Regions from separate parts of the Mus musculus genome. Here region 2 is linked to region 1. A link is a loop called in an ENCODE intact Hi-C map of the cell type or tissue named here. Cell type or tissue: left cerebral cortex. All regions are shown on one strand.

The links. A loop is a pair of places that touch in the nucleus more often than their neighbours do. Peaks named below come from ENCODE experiments on the same cell type or tissue, not always from the same donor. Only the 100,000 strongest peaks of a DNase experiment are listed, where the experiment ranks them.
Region 2: it touches region 1 in a loop (2.9-fold over the local background); 3 of 42 quality-filtered maps call a loop at or near these places.

What each region holds. Positions count from the first base shown.
Region 1 is chr19:23,754,969-23,762,968 of GRCm38, reverse strand. It overlaps Apba1 (amyloid beta (A4) precursor protein binding, family A, member 1), which reads right to left and starts at 4,093. Exons shown (of 13, transcript NM_177034.3): 1 at 3,878-4,093. In left cerebral cortex, CTCF peaks have their summits at 3,879 and 4,595 (motif pointing right); DNase peaks (open chromatin) are centred at 3,678, 4,319, 4,586, 5,705 and 3 more places; H3K4me3 peaks cover 3,865 bases; H3K27ac peaks cover 2,101 bases.
Region 2 is chr19:23,641,082-23,649,081 of GRCm38, reverse strand. The region is part of intron 1 of 1700028P14Rik (RIKEN cDNA 1700028P14 gene); the gene reads left to right. It also overlaps the pseudogene Gm22144. Among named protein-coding and RNA genes, the nearest start is that of 1700028P14Rik, 7.7 kb to the left of the region's middle. In left cerebral cortex, no CTCF peak of the experiment used is centred here; DNase peaks (open chromatin) are centred at 1,581, 2,216, 3,532, 3,979 and 2 more places; H3K27ac peaks cover 1,556 bases.

The DNA of each region.
Region 1 (8,000 bases):
GGCCCCCACATCCACCTGGGTATCCACACTCTGGTCTTCCTGCTTGCACAGCAAACATTTTCATGCCTGAGGTATCTACCTAACCTCGTTCCCCACCATGTTACTCTTACTCATACATGACATATAATGTCACCTATTTATTTCCTTGGAGTATCCTCCCAGTAAAAGCTCTGTGACATAGGGAAGTCTTCCAACCCCCACCCCCTCCAACCCAGTTCTATCCTTGCAGCTAGCCTGGCCCAGAGAGGGTGCTTGATAAATATTTGTTAAAAGTCTGAATATAGTTCATCATTAGAACTTTGAAATTATCATTTGCTACAGATAAAATTTCATAATCTCATCTGGAATCATCATAATCAAGAGGCTCAAGCATACATAGGGTTTTTTTTGTGGGAAACAGTGTCCTTGTTTTTCAAGATTAGTGTATATAGCAGATATGAATACATTAACAGGTTTATAGTACCATAGTCTTGTATAGGTTACAGGATACAAATCATTGAATATCCATTATATAAATAAACTCTGAAATTTCCAATCTCATAGGCTATATTTAACCTACTAAAACAAATTAATTTATTCATGAATTCATGTGACAAAAATGTATTGAACACTTATGATGGGCATAATGTTGTGCTATATTTGAGTTTTGAAAAGTCAACTTTACACTTCACTATAAAAGCCACATCTTGATGTAATATATAAGAAAAGTTTATCTTTAAAAAAAAAAAGCCTTGTTTTTCTCCATTGTTTTAATACAACCCTTATTTATTGAACTCAAAGGTCCCCAAGAGAAAGTTCTTATAGGAAACCATCCAAATGGAGTTTCAGACAATTCAGGCAACATGAATAAATGCTTTTAAAAGTAAGCAAGCATTCTTTCCATGGAGAATAAGAGACACCACTGAATTTAGCAATACTGAATGCTCACTATTGCGAAATTTAATTAGCTGTCAAAGCATAATTATACACTCATACACAGAGTTCCTCCTTGCTGGGTGATGGTCATTCACTCACATCAATCTCTCACATTGCCTTCATAATTCTACACCCAGCCTCAATTTGCCTTTGCCTTTCCTAAGAGATTATAACCAGGTTCCTTTCTTCAGAGTCATGCCTCCGCCCAGTATGGTCCACCATCTTGATGGCTTTATCAACCTAGCCTCCTGCTTGAATCTCTTTTCCTCTTAATGGACTCATTTCCCAGGCTTCTGAAGTCAGCTTCCGTCCCTCTGCTGTGCCATCCCTTTGATGTATCACCCTCTCCTCCACCACCCAACTTATTCAAGCACGAGTCTGTTTCTACCACTCGATGTTCTATTTTGTCTTCCTTGCAGCATAAAAGCTCAGTTTCCCCCGTGGCACCATGGTTTATCCCTTTTTGGCCCTGCAGGTCAATTTTCAAATGTCCTTTACTTCCAAGTCTTCTGAAAAGACAAACTTTTCAAAGGGAGGCTTGCGGTAGAGGAGAAAGGCATTAAAGCTGCTTTTAGGGAAGAAGACGAAGAGGCATTCATGCAAAACAAATGGCTTGCTGCAGGCTGCAGGGAGAGGTGCAGCCATTTACCAAACTGAATTACAGATCTCAGCTGTACCTTTAACCTCACCGGGCCAAACGTTAGGAAAGCAGGGCATGGCATTTGAAAAAGTCTCTCATTTACATGAGAAAGGAAATCAGAAATTCTCAAGTCATCAATTGTGTTTGTATGCACTTCTTTCTCTAATCAGGCTGTTTACGTTGGTAATTTCTAATATTCTTGAGTTTTCTTATAAGAAATTTACATATGTGGTTTTACTTGCGTATACAGAGATGATAACTTTTTTTTAAAGTAAAGAAACCTAAGCCTCTTAAGTGACTTACATCCATCAGAATGAGATATGGCCAAAGCATTAAGAGAGTTAAAGAACTAGGATTCTAAATTCATTTTTATAAGTCCTTTTTAAAGTCTCGGATGAGATCCAACAACCTCACATTAAAATTTCAGAAGGCTTGGCTTGAAGGATGCGGGGAAATTTACTTTACACTCATAGCTTCCAGCATAGTTGGTCCACATGTCATCATTTGTTTTAAAAACAATAAACGAGAAGGAAAAGTCATATGTAGATGGCCTTAGCTTTATTATTTTCAATGTACCCATGGAATAACACTTTATACTTTGCCCAAAGAATAAAATTTTTAGAAAAAGAAAGAAATCTTTGGTGTCAGTATATCATACATTTATTTGTACATCCTTGTGATTATTTCAAGCTTTTCAAAGAGGCCCAGTGCAGCCCATTTGGGTTCTGACAGCAATTCAGTAGAATTTAAGGTATTATAACTAAAATATGTCCCAAGCAGGTGAATCCAATCATATGACATCAGTAAAGTACTGGGCTATTATCATAAAGGTGCATTCACTCCTATGGATATTGCAGGAGAAATACAGACTCCAGGGAACCAGGCGGCAGTGGACACGCATACGGATATGCCATCTCTAGTGCTTTCCCTCTCTACGCAACCCTATCTTTATTACGCAGAGAAATTTAAGCATCTATAGACTCTGCGTGCTTTTTCTCTGTCTTGGTTCCTAGACATCATTGGAGAGCCAAACATTTGCCAAATTTCCTACGAGTGAGCTGTCCTGGGAAGGAAATCGGGGACTTCACTGACTGGAGATCTTATATCCATGGGTCTCGGGAAATTTCAGTTCCTAAATGGACCTTCTAACCATTGTGAAAGCCGGGAGAGTGGCTGTCACTAGCATCCCATTTCCCACGGAAAAACACCCAAGAGAATGCATGTTGGGGCACTCTTTTTTTTTTCCTTGTTTTTTTTTTTTTTACTTCCCTTTCAATCTTGTTCTTGTATTTTTAAAGCCCCCACCTTCTTTACACACCTCAAGAGTTTATTCTAAAAGAATCATTGCAAAGACTATCCAATCTTCAGCTAGAAGGTTTTCAGTACTTATATATGGAAGGGAGTCTGGTGATAAAAGTTGTGGGAACGGGAGAGGAAGATGACCATTAAACACCCTCTTCTTGGGGTTAGACAAGAGATAAACAATAGAAATTGCAGAGTCAGGCAGTCAATGAGAGGCTGTGAAGTGCCAAAGAAAGCGCCCTTCAGAGCCAGGGACACCAGCTGTCTCAAAAGGTGTAACCATTATCCTGGTTTGCTGCCATGTGCCTCAAAGCAACCGCTCACTTCCACATCCCCGTGTTAGGACGTTAGGGAAAGGGGAAGCGAGAATCCGTACACCCAGCCACCCAAGAACAGTAGCAGAACAGAAACTGTTCTTAGACTTGCAGGGTCAAAATAACCAATACTGTCCCACAGTGTTAGCTGGCGGCATCAAGTCAGGAAAAGCAGATCGCTGGATGTGGGGCGCAGTTTTGAGAGCGTGGATCCAATTGCACGCTAAACACTCACTCTTACACGGGATTTTACAAACCCGGCCTTACCCTACTGCCTCCCCTCCACACTTCACACACCAAGTGCATCCTGCCCACCTCACGGTTTCCATCATCAGTCAGCCAGAGAGGAGGGATCCTAGCGGGGATTCCTGGAAATGTCATCTCCCCCTACACTTCGGATCTGCCACCTCCATCCCCTCTGCTATCACACACACACACACACACACACACACACACACACTCCTTCCGTGACTGTCATCAGGCCCGCTCTTCCCAAAGCCGGGTATCTCAGCGCGCACCGGACGCCTGGCATCTCTCTAGTACACACCCTTCCCCCGCCTCGCTAGCTCCAAGCACTGCCTCCCTGGATGTCGCCTGCCGTCCCTGTTCATCCGCACTATTGTTCCACGCTTCACCCCTAGCTCCCGGGATCATCCCTCCAAAAGGACCCGAGCTCCGTCCGGGGCGTCGGGCGCCCGGCACTCACCCAGCCCGCCCTGGCGGTGGTACCTTGCCTGACAGCTGGGTCCGCGGGCCCGCGGGAGCAGGCGGCGCTAGTGACAGCGACCGTGCCAAGCCTGGGAATAAAGCTGCTCTCCAGCTGCTCCCGCCTCCAGCGCCACCATCTTCCCCCGCCGCCACCGGGACCGCAGCCGCCCGCGCCCCGCTCCTCCGGCTCTAGCTCGGCAGCCGCTCGGGCCCCTCCGGCCGCGGCCCCACCCCCTGCTCGCCGCCCGCTCGCCCTCGTGACGCGCGCCGGGGCCGGGCGGCTGCGACTGACGGCGGGGGGAGCGCGCGCACGCCGCGTGCAGCAGCGCCCCTGCCTCCCACGCCCACCCGCGTGCGCGCGCGCGGCGCGGGCCCGACGCGACAGTCCAGCTCGGGCGCGCGTGAGCGTGCGAGGGGTCCACAGCCGTCGCCGTAGCTGTGCGCGAGTCCCTCCCTCTCGTGGCCGAGAGCCTGGAATGGACTACGTGGCTGCCTCCCGCGGGGACACAGGGGGACCTCCACGGTCCTCTGTCCCAGGTCCCTAACGCTCATCCCCGGCCCCGTCTCTGCGAATGGGCTCTGGTCACGCTTAGGACACACTGCCGCGTGGACGGCTGCCCGTGTCCTCTTGCTTAGTGACACGCAGTTTTCCCGCTTCCCGGGCCTGAAAGCCAAGAAAAAGCTTGGAGCTTGCAATGCGGCGCTGCGCTCCTCGAGTGGCCGCGAGGGGGCGCCCGCGTGAGCTTGAGAGGAACAAGCTGGGCGTCTGTCTGGCCGCCCACTGGGGGCGCTGCCCAACCCGCCCCACCCAGAAAGCGTCTGGAAGGCGGGGTCGGGAAATGGTCCACTTGGTTTCTCGATGCCCGTTGCTAGGAGCTTAAAAGAGTCTTCCAGACGTGCAGAGGCAATTCGCCTGGTATATGATTAGGTTCTCTGGAGGGTGGGGACCCTGAGCACTAGGGACCAGGTAGCAGGTGTTGTGACTTAATGAAAAGGTGGACTGGCCCCTGGGCGGCGGCGGGGTGGGAGTGGAGGGGCGAGGGCGGGGCTGGGTTCAGGCGCCTGGGTTCAGGCGCCAGCTCCATCTGTAATAGGCGATTCCATAGCTACATCCTCCCCCCTCTTTGGGACAGAGTTCTCAATTTAAAAATTAAGGGTCATATTCCCCCGAAACCTTATAATTTTCAAGTCCGTCTTAGTATGCATATTCTCATCTAGTGAAATGAAGACAAGCCTTCCTTATCTGACCTAGGGAGAGATAAATCTATCATTATACAGTATTTCCATATTAAGCACAGTATCTCCAGAAATATCTACGGGTGTAGCCCGAGGCATCCTAGAATTCTTGTTTAGCCTTAAAATTCACATGAATTTCTGCATTCTACTTCGTAATTAGTTTCTTGGCTTTGACAAAGAAAAGTATAGCTTCTCCTGTCCCCCCAGTATCTTTTCATAAAACTTAAACATATACTAGAAATAAGGGCCATTGTTGTTTTTCTTGTGACAGTCATTCCCTATTCATCTTGTCAGTAAAACTACCCTCTCTGGTGAAAGCCAGATAGGGTCCTCGTCCCTCCAGAATTCATAGCACCCTGGGAAAACTACACATCAGAGAACAACTGTGAACTTTCCAACTGCCAAGGTGCAGGGGTATCTGATGTTCCCTGGACTGCCTGAGGAAAAAGCCTTTCCAGGAGACCAGTTAGAGGAAGGAAAGGTATCAGAGCCCCCTAGGCAGGACTGAAGCCCAGATGCCTTAAGCAGGCAGGCAGCAGCCATAACGTTGACTTCTTCAGGCACACACACACACACACACACACTGGAGAGTGATGAGAGTTGAGATTGATCCAGCAAGACCAGGGTGGGGTTCACAATGCTGTTCCTGAAGCGCTCCCAAGGCAGCTCCCCGGGAGGTGGGGGTGGGGCTCTCAGAGTCCAGGGCAGGACTAATTTACTCTGTGTGTCTGGTGAGCGAGCGAGCTTGTAGGTTCGGTGTGTCTTCTGGCTCTCAGCTCTGTTAGTCTTTGCTTTTGCTTTCCTGTGCTCCCCTTTGGGGGGCGATGGATGTCAGAGTAGGCTTCTGCAGTCGTTTCTGTTTCCTTCCTGGAGATGGACCGTAGTTTTAAGAAGGAAGCTAGCTTATCTCGTTAAATTTTAGGTTAAATAAGAGAGTATAGATAAAAGAGGCTCATTTTAACGCCATGATGGATAATCTTCGCCAACCCTGACAGCTCTAGAGTTACTTCAGAGATCTCGAGGAAATTAGGAGATTGATTGGACCGAGCAGGAAGACTCACCCTAAATGTGGGCAGAACTTTTTTCACAGACTGAATCCAGCCTGGGTATAAAGGAGAAATTAAGTGGAGCCCAGCTTTTGGTTCTTTGCTTCCTGACAAAGGACTCATTGAGACCAGCTACCTCTGCATGTAGCTGCCTTGCCTGCTCCTCTGTGGGGGACCCTTCTTTCCTTTAGTTTTTATTGTCCTGCATCTTTTCAGCAATGCCAAGGAAAGTGAGGAATACAGATGTATCAACTTGCTAACATTTGATTTGCTAGCTCATGTTTTTCAGCCTCACTGTGTGTCATTGGGTGATCTTCCTACCAAACCATGAGTGAAAGAAACATTGCGTTAATAATACTTTATCCTCAATCTTCTACTACAGGGCCTTGGTGCAGATTAAAGGCAATGAGTAAAGTCACTTAGCTAACATCACTATAATGGCAACCATTTGTCAAAGGTTAATAACTGGAAATCTTCCTCCCAAGGAAAATGTAAACATCCTTTTTCCTTCTGGATGGTGTCTTTGTGCCTCCTCTAGCAGGAAGCTCAAACCACGTTTGTAGTTCATGGTAGGCAATGGATGGGCCCATATGGCATTTATATTACACCCTCCCTCTGCGTTAGTCTATCTATAGATTCCCTGAGTCTGAATTACTGGTCAGTTTTTACCTTATTATTGATATTCTTATAAGTACTTCAAATATTTGTATCCACCTTTGCTATTAACAAGAGTCAACGGCTATTCCCTGTTTCAAAGAGCAAACTGCCAGCCATTGTAGCAGGTAACAAACAATATGTAGATGGGATGCCAAGTGACATGGGCCTAATTTAAAGCCTTATGCCCTGCTGCTTGTGCATCAGAAGTCTGTGTGTATCAGGTTAAAGCCTCATATTTAAGAAACATAGGCGTGCCTTGCTGTGACTCAGGGATGGTGAGCCTCTCCAGTACCATTTCTGAAGTCCCCTGCTCCATCACCATGTCCTGAGCCCACCTCGCTTGCTGTCCAAGTACTGTTTACCACTTAAGAGGAAAGCAAGGGGTTCAGGAAGGGTTTATTTACGTAGGTTTCTTTTTGACAGTGGAAACCTTAAGGTTACAAGATTCAGTAACTCCATTCATACTCCACAGGTATTCGAGCATGTCGTTTGAAGTTTGAGGTGTCTCTAGACAGTCCAAATTGCGTACGACTCTTCTAACTGTCCCTTGATTTTGATGTCTTCAGGTGACCAGTGTCTTTCTGTCTCAGTCTTTGAGTTTAAATCTTAAAAGCGGAAGCAGTATATAGGTAAATCACACAACAACCCTTTGTAATACACTTTTCCCTGACTTCAGTTTTGCTAGTGTTTGATAGTTAAACAACTTATCTAGTTACTGTAAAATACAGATTTTTTTCAAAGCATTTAAAAAGTATGAAGAAAATAAAGGTACAGGCTGTACGCATCTTAAATGTCTGTAGACTTGCCTTTCTACACCAGTTCTCATCTCACCAGCCTTCCTTCACTCTGGACAGAAGTCCGGCCTTGCTACAGAGCTTCACTTCTTTACTTCCCCAGTTCTTAAACAGGTCAAGCTCACTGAGTCTCATCCACTGTGCCCACTATGAGTCCAACCATCATTTTGTACTGTAATTATGTTTATCTGACACACTGAGAGAGATGCCCCTGTGCTCCGTGTAGTAAATCCACTCCTAGGGAATGTGGCCAGAAGAGGGCGGGTTTTACAAGGTGCCTTTCTGCACATGCGCAAAGTCATCCTCCAGGGTGACAGCCTCAACTAACCTCAGTCTATCAACTCCCAGGCTTGCCAGTCACTTGGTGGTCTGGGATCAGCAAGAGCAA
Region 2 (8,000 bases), 110 kb after region 1:
CCACACCAGGCCCAGTCTGCTCTCTCTGCTGCATGCTTATGGATAAGATGTAAGTTCTTAGCTATACTGCTTCAGTGCCAGACCTGCCTGTCTACTGCCATGTTTCCTGCCATGATGGTCATGGACTCACCCTTAATGAAATGCTTGCTTTTTCTTCTTGTACTGGCTAGTTTTGTGTCAACTTGACACAGCTGGAGTTACCACAGAGAAAGGAGCTTCAGTTGAGGAAATGCCTCCATGAGATTCAGCTGTAAGGCATTTTCTCAATTAGTGATCAAGGGGTCCCACCTTGTGGGTGGGACTATCTCTGGGCTGGTAGTCTTGGTTCGATAAGAGAGCAGGCTGAGCAAGCCAGGTGAGGCAAGCCAGTAAAGAACATCCCTCCATGGCCTCTGCATCAGCTCCTGCTCCCTGACCTGTTTGAGTTCCAGTCCTGACTGCCTTGGTGATGAACAGCAGTATGGAAGTATAAGCCGAATAAACCCTTTCCTCCCCAACTTGCTTCTTGGTCATGATGTTTTGCACAGGAATAGAAACCCTGACTAAGACAGTTGCCTTCGTCATGGTGTCTCTTCCCAGCAATAGAAGAGTAGCTAACACAAACCAGATCTCATTGCTGCTGCTTTTCATGCATACCTGTTCCAAAACTCCGATTTGAAAAAAATCTCCAGAATATCATTCTTCCTGAAGTAAAGAATAACAGTCAAATTTTCAATAAATATGTCCTGCTTATTGTTGGAACTTTAGACTCCTGAATCAGATATTTTCCTAAGATCCTAAGATAAGAGCTATACTACAGCACAAATCCTTAATAAAACTAGTGTTGATTTTCATAGCTAATCTAGTTCAAAGGGATAAGATTGAAACACGTTGGTTGCTTTCTGTGTAAGTGACTTTAGAAGAACACAGTGTGTGGTTAATCATCTAATTATGATTTAGTCTAGAATGAGCCATGAGGAATGGCACAGACTAGGTTTGTCTGTGAAGGCTTTTCCAGAAAGGTTTAACTAAGGGTGGAAGACATACCCTGACTCCGAGCCACACCATTCCACAGGCCGGGCAGGGCAGTGACTACAAATGAGCTGAGTGACATGCTGGCCTCCCCTTCTTTGTCTTTTGACTGCTGCACTGTGGTTTGGTGTTCCAGCGCTTGAGGCCATGCCTTCCCCACCATGATGAACTCTGCCTTTTCATTGTAGATGCCAAAATAAATGCCTCCTGCTGTAAGCTGCCTTGTGTCAGGTCTTTGGGCACATAGAACAGTAAGTGACACATCAGAGAAGAATTCAAAAACAGGGCTGCACTTGTACAAATCTTTACATACATGACACACCACCAGTGACTGGTGGATCGCAAGGGGATTTGATGTTAAGGTAGGGGCAAGTACTTATATTGTAAAGAGCTATTTTTATATCTTTTAAATGTTCAAATTATAATATCACATGTGCATTCATTACGATGTAAAGTCGATTGAGGACATGGAAATATATTCACTATCTAGTGGGTAGCAAAATTCAGCATTTGCATACTGGTGGGTATGGTGGCGCACGCCTGCATTCCTGGCACCTGGTACTCTGAGGCGGGAAGATTGCCATGAGTTCATGGTCTCTCTGGGCTACATATAGGGATGGATGTGTTTCAAAAAAAGAAAGTAAAAAAATTTGCATATGGTCCAAATGCATATAATAGGATTTATTTTCTACAACCGATCCCCATAACTTTTAAACTGCTGGCTAGTTCAGAAGAATTCGAGCATACCAGTTCTACACTCCTAACTTGAAATGGCTTGAAATGGCTTGTTTTAGATTAAAACAGTTGGCTTGAGAAGAGTTGTATTCTTTCTAGGTCCTTCCTCCTTCCTCCACATTCTCCTTCCTCTGGATCCATTTGTGTGGATCATGGGAGTAGAGTTACATGACGGTCAGGAGTGAGGGTGAGTTTGCCTCCCAGAACTGTGTAGACATCCTTGTCCGGATTCTTATTCTTGTCCAGGGGTATCCTGCCTGCTGCTGGTGGTGAATTGATTCCTTTTTTAAACATTTGGTATGTCTGCTTGCAGATTTATTCTGGCTTTTGCTGGCTCTTCAGATATCTGACGGCTCGTCCTTTCCAGCCTCTGGATTAGACTTATCATTCCATAGTCGCTGGTGGGATACTCTGTCCCTCAGTGTGGTGCTCTGAAGCTCACTGACAGCTCAGATTCTATCTAAGTGCAGGGCAGATGGTCTATTGTGTCAGCTTTTCTCATCCTGGTCACCAGACATGTGACAGATGACAAGTAAGGAAAGAAAGACTTATTTGGGTCAGAATGGTCCAGAGTGTTTGCCATGATGGGGAAGGCGTGATGTCTGCAGACCTGGGCTTGAGGCACAGTTTGTATACATTTGATGAAGCTCACCCCCACTACATACAATGATCTACTTCCTCCAGTTTTGCCACACCTAAAATTCCCACAACTCCCTACAAGTTCTCCAGCAGCTGGAGACCACTTGCTCGAAAACTACAAGTCTGTGGGAGACCTTTCACATTCAAGCTACAACATTTGCACAGGATAGCTCCCTCCTGTTGGCCAACATATAACACAGCCTCATACTCAGTTCTGTAATGTTCTTCTTTAGAAGGCAAAATAGATCACTCTACCTGAGAACTTCCAGCTTAAATAAATTCTTTATTTCTCAACAACCGTGGCTTTTAAGTATCTCACTCAGGACTAAAATTCCTAATTTATTTTCTCAGAAATTAATCAGCGATGCTTTATCACTTGTTGTATTTCTTGGAGGCCTCATCAGAGTAGACACTATTTTAAAGGGAAGCCAGCAATGTCTGAAGACTAGTGCCGGGCAAAGCAAGGTCTTTAAAAGAAAGTTTTAACGTTACGATGTCTGGGTGGAGCTGGAGATGCTGCAGTGCCATGTGAAGTAAGCCAGACTCAAAAAAATCAATTTTGCACAATCTCACATTTGTGGAATGTCCTTAATAATAAAGAATTGAAAGCAGAAGGGAGAGAGAGTTGGAAACAGGAAGATCTGTGGGAAGGGAAAGAATGTCCAGAGAAAGAGATGGGGGTGCAATGTGACCAAAGAACATGGCATACAGGGATGAAAAATGTCATGATCAAAATCCATTACGTTGTACAACACACGTCTGCCAATTAAACAAATGAAACATTCATGCTTTAGAACCATTTATTTAAAATATGCATGAGACTTTGTCAGAAGGATATTTGGTACCTACAGCAGCAAAATACATATTCCAGATAGTTTGGCCTCTTCTTTCTTTCTCCTTGCTACTTCTACATCTTCCATAAAGGACATGTATTGTTATTGTAGTAAGAACAGAGTCAAAGTCTTTTTTTTCTAGAGCTTTCCTTATAAAGCACACATTCTCTAAGTGATCAGAATGTAGGCATGATACTTTATCTTTTTCCGAATCCGACTCACTCCAACTGGCTTATTACGAAGCTTTAAAAATATCTTTTTAATTGCTAGTTTTTGCTGGGTAAGAATCATGATGCACATTCATTCCGCTCAGCTCCCCTTTCATTCTCGTCTGTGCCACCACAGTAGCTCCTACGCCACAGCTATTTTAAATCTAGTCTAGGCTTTCATTCCTCAATAGACGCATGCTGCCTCCAATTGCTTTTTGAATGAAATAGTTTGGGGAGTGAAGTTCTTTCCCTCCCTCCCTCCCTCCCTCCCTCCCTCCCTCCCTCCCTCCCTCTCTCTCTCTCTCTCTCTCTCTCTCTCTCTCTCTCTCTCTCTCTCTCTCTCTCTCTCTCTCTCTCTCTCTCTCTCTCTCTCTCTGTCTCTAATAAAATTCAGGTGGCTTTGTCTTCTTCATCCTGGCTCCTATCTCCCATCCTCTCTGTGATGGAATTCCAATCAGATCCTTCCTTAAAAACCTAATGACTATGGAGCTTTGAAGGTACCACCTGCATGAAAGTCTGTTTTGTTTTGCTGGCATTTGTGAAACAGCAGTTTTGTGGGAAAGATCACTATGGTTTCAGTGTGAAGTTGTCTGTCCAGCCTGCAGCATCTCAGTTTAAACACTCGTTCCCAAGCAGCTAGTGCTCTTTGGGGGAGGTTTCTGACATTCCAGGTGAGACTTACCTGTAGGAAGTGGGTCCCTGGTGGCTGATCCTTGGGGGATATCTTGTCCCTGTCCCCTCCTGTCTCCCTTTGTTTCCTGTTGGCAATTAGGTGAAGCCCCTTCACACATGAGCTCTTCCTGCCATAGTGTCTGGCCTGAGCATGTGGTTAAAATCTTGTTGTGGAAGCCATAGTGTGTTGTCCACTCTTTGATGCTTATAAATGTTCATTTACAGGGACTCCTTGGTCTGGTATGAGGCCTCTGGCTTCTGCTACTCTATCAGTACTGGAACCTCACTGGGACTCTTGTCCGATATCCTGTTGTTACCCTGTGCCATGGAGATCCTGTGTTTTGGGATCTGTAGGACCCTCCTTTTCATGCATTCTAGCATGGGGTGAATGATGGGGTGGGCCAACTCAAAGCCCTGGACCTGGGTCTGAGATTTGAGCTGGTCAGCCTACAGGATCTCCCACTCTCATGCCCTCAGGGCTGGCTCACATGCAACTTCTGCAACCAGGGCTAGCACAATCTGCTTCCTAGGCAAGGTGTAGGGCACACAGTCCCAAGTGATGTAGCTAGTGGGGAACAGGGCCACTTCGCCCACTCTCATGAGCCTGGTACCAGCTCTCCCACCTGCCATAGTTGGTGAGGGAGGAAGGAGAGGAGGGGGGCATCTCTTCCTTCATCCACACCACTGCCCAGCAGACAAGGGTCAGGACCTGCTCTCCTGTCCTCAGGCCCTTGGGGCAGCTCACCTACAACCCCCACATCCAGGACCAGCCCTACTGTGCTGCCCGTGGGCAAGATGTAGGACCTGAGGGCTGCCACTGGTGAGGGGCAGGAACAGCTCTCCTGCTCTTGTGATCCCAGAGCCAGGTCTCCTGCCAGCCATAGTTAGTGAGGGGCGAGGTGAGGCAGGAGGGAGGGTATTTCTCCCTAGTCCACGCCACTGCATGGGGGACCATGGGCGTAGGAGGGCCAGCTCCACCATGTTCCTATCCTCTGCCCAGCTCACCTGAAACTCACGCTATGTCTGGGTGTGAGGTGAGGGAGTTGCTCTCCTGAGTACTGCAGCTGGCTAGGGCCTGGGTCATCTCTCCTGCTCTCATGCCCCTAGGACCAGCTCTTCCATGATGCCCAGGAGAGGGGTTGGGCCAGTTCTGCACTGCCCTCACACATCAACATTTCCCAGGCCTGGCCTTTGGGGGTAACAGACCCCTGCTGCTGCAAGGCCACACACCCAGATGTGGTCCCCTGTGGCAGTGCAAGCCAGAACCCCACCCTGGTCCCAGGCGGCATCAACAGCTGCTCACACCAGGCTGTTCCTCACCGCCCTCAAAACTGTAGCTCTCCCTGTCTTCTTTGTGACCACATCCTTCAGTTTCTCTTTCTCTTCCATTTCTCGTCCACTTGCTCCTCTTAGGGTGCCCTGGTCTCTGAGAGTCTGGGGTCATCTCAGATGTGGTTTCAGGAGTGTATTATGGTGCTGGGCAGGGTCATCCTGGGCGTGGTCTGCCCCTCCTCTCTGCCACCTACTGACACATGTGCCACATCAGCCACACCTCCGATGCCTCTAAGGGTAGGCCGTTACTCTTGATGATTGTTACGTATCTTCTCATAGAACACTGGGGACACATTCTGCTGCAGTAGAAATTGATAAGTTACCTCTATCTAAAACAAAAAAGTCTGGCTTTCAGATATTTTCAGCTCCAAATGTAAAGATCCTATGTCAGTTGTATGTCCCTGGGCCAAATGTCTGTTTGGGATCATCTTGTTTCTCTGTTTATTTTTTCATTAATCAATTAATTACTTTACATCTTGATCACAGACAGCCCCCCTCCCTCCTCTCTTCCAAGTCTCACTTTTACAAATCTCCCCCCCCCCATTACTCCTACCCATTAGAGAAGGAGAAGCCCCCCCTCCCCCGGGTACCACTGCACCATGGTACATCCAATCACAGTAGGTCTAAGTACCTCCTTTCACACTGAGGTCCAACCAGGTAGTACTGTTTGGGAAAGGGGATCCAAATGGCAGGCAACAAGTCAGAGATAGCCCCTGCTCTAACTGTTAAGGGACCCACATGAAGACTAACCTGCGCATCTGCTACAAATGTGTAGGGGGCCTAGGTCCAGCTCCCACATGCTCTTTGGCTGGTGGTTCAGTCTCTGTGGACCCCCATTGGCCCAGGTTAGTCGACTGTGTAGGTTTTTGTGGTGTCCTCGACCCCTTCCTCTTGCTCAATCTCTGAGCTGCGCCTGATGTTTAGCTGTGGTCTCTGCGTCTGTTTCCTCCAGCTGCTGGATGAAGCCTCTCAGGAGACAGCTATGCTAGGTTCCCGTCTGCAAGCATAGCAGAGTACATGGCTCGCTCAAATGGGATACGTCGCAAGTTGGGGCAGTCATTGTTTGGCTGTTCCCTCAATCTCTCCTCCGTCTTTATCCCTTAGGACAAATTTTGGGTTGAAGGTTTTGTGGGTGGATCGATGTCTCTCTCCCTTCACTGAAAGTCCTGCCTAGCTACGGGAGGTCGCCACTTCATTCTTTATATCTCCCCACTGGTGGGAATCTCTGCTAGGGTCAGCCTCATAGGCAAAGTTTCCCCAGAGCCTCTCCTGTCCCAGGTCACCAGCTAGTCCCAGAGAGGCCTCCTACTGACTTCCATTCTCACACCTAGCCCTCTCCCATCCCCCATCTCCCCACACCTGATCATCTTTTTAAGCAAGATCAAATCTAAACTTGGTGCCTCTCCAGTTGCCATGGAGATGTGTACACAGGAGAGAGACGACATGTTGGATTTGAGATCCTACAGACAGCTACTGTTCTGGAGAAGGATGCCATAGTCCATGCATTTAGTTTTATTGGAAATGTTTAGAACAAAACACATTGATAATGAAGAATTGTTCCACATTTGGAGTTTCTTTATTTTAAAATTTTCCTCTCCTGCTAAGCTACCCCTTGTAAGTATTGGTTAAAACAAAACAAGAAATTATCTTAGATGTAATGAGCAGCAGAAGAAATCTTGTACATAGATTAGGTAAAAACATTTTTCCGGTGCTTTGAAAAAGTTAGTATGATTAAAGTTGAATATGGTGATACTGTTTTGGTAGACATTAATTTTCCTTTGCTCTGTTTCTTTCGTCTCATTTTGAAGTGCAATTATGTTTTAATTGTTTTTAGTCACACTTTATACTTTCTCTTTTGATTTAATCATTGGTGCATTGACAAAGATAATTGACAGGCAGGAATGCAATATGCTTCTTTGGTAAAATATTAGATCTTTAATCAGATTATTAAGTCGTCAGTAAAATGGGAGAATTAATATACCACTATTTCTCTCTAAATAAATCTTAGTACAAGTAATTTAGTCTCCTCACTCAGAAAGTATTGGGAGGATTATTTTTGAAATTAAAATGTAAGAGTGAATAGCTTGTCCCAATTTTCTCAAGCCAAACTTGGTGTAGTGATGCAAGCCGGGGATCCCAGCATTCTGAGCCAGGAAGCCTGAAAGGTCTGGGCCAGCCTGGGCTACATAACAAGACCTTGCCTGCAGCAAGCAAGCAAGCAAACATAACCCCTCTACCCCAAAATAGAACATCTTCTCACCTCCACCAACAACCCCCCCCCCCAGAAAGCAGAAAGTCCAAAGCCAAAAGCAAGCATGTAAAAACAACTTTTCAATATTTAGGAAAACTTCAACTTGCTCATCCAGGAGTTATGAGTGTTAAATGAATTAAAAAAAAATCAAACTTTTTCACAAATATGTCCTCCTTAGATGAAGAACCTTTTTGCGTCATTTATTAAAAATATATTTACTGAGGTTGGTACTATAACTTGGAAGTAGAATGTTTTCCCAACATGTACAAAGCCCTGTGTTATATTTGTAGCACTGAAGAAAAAGTCAAAGGCCAAAAT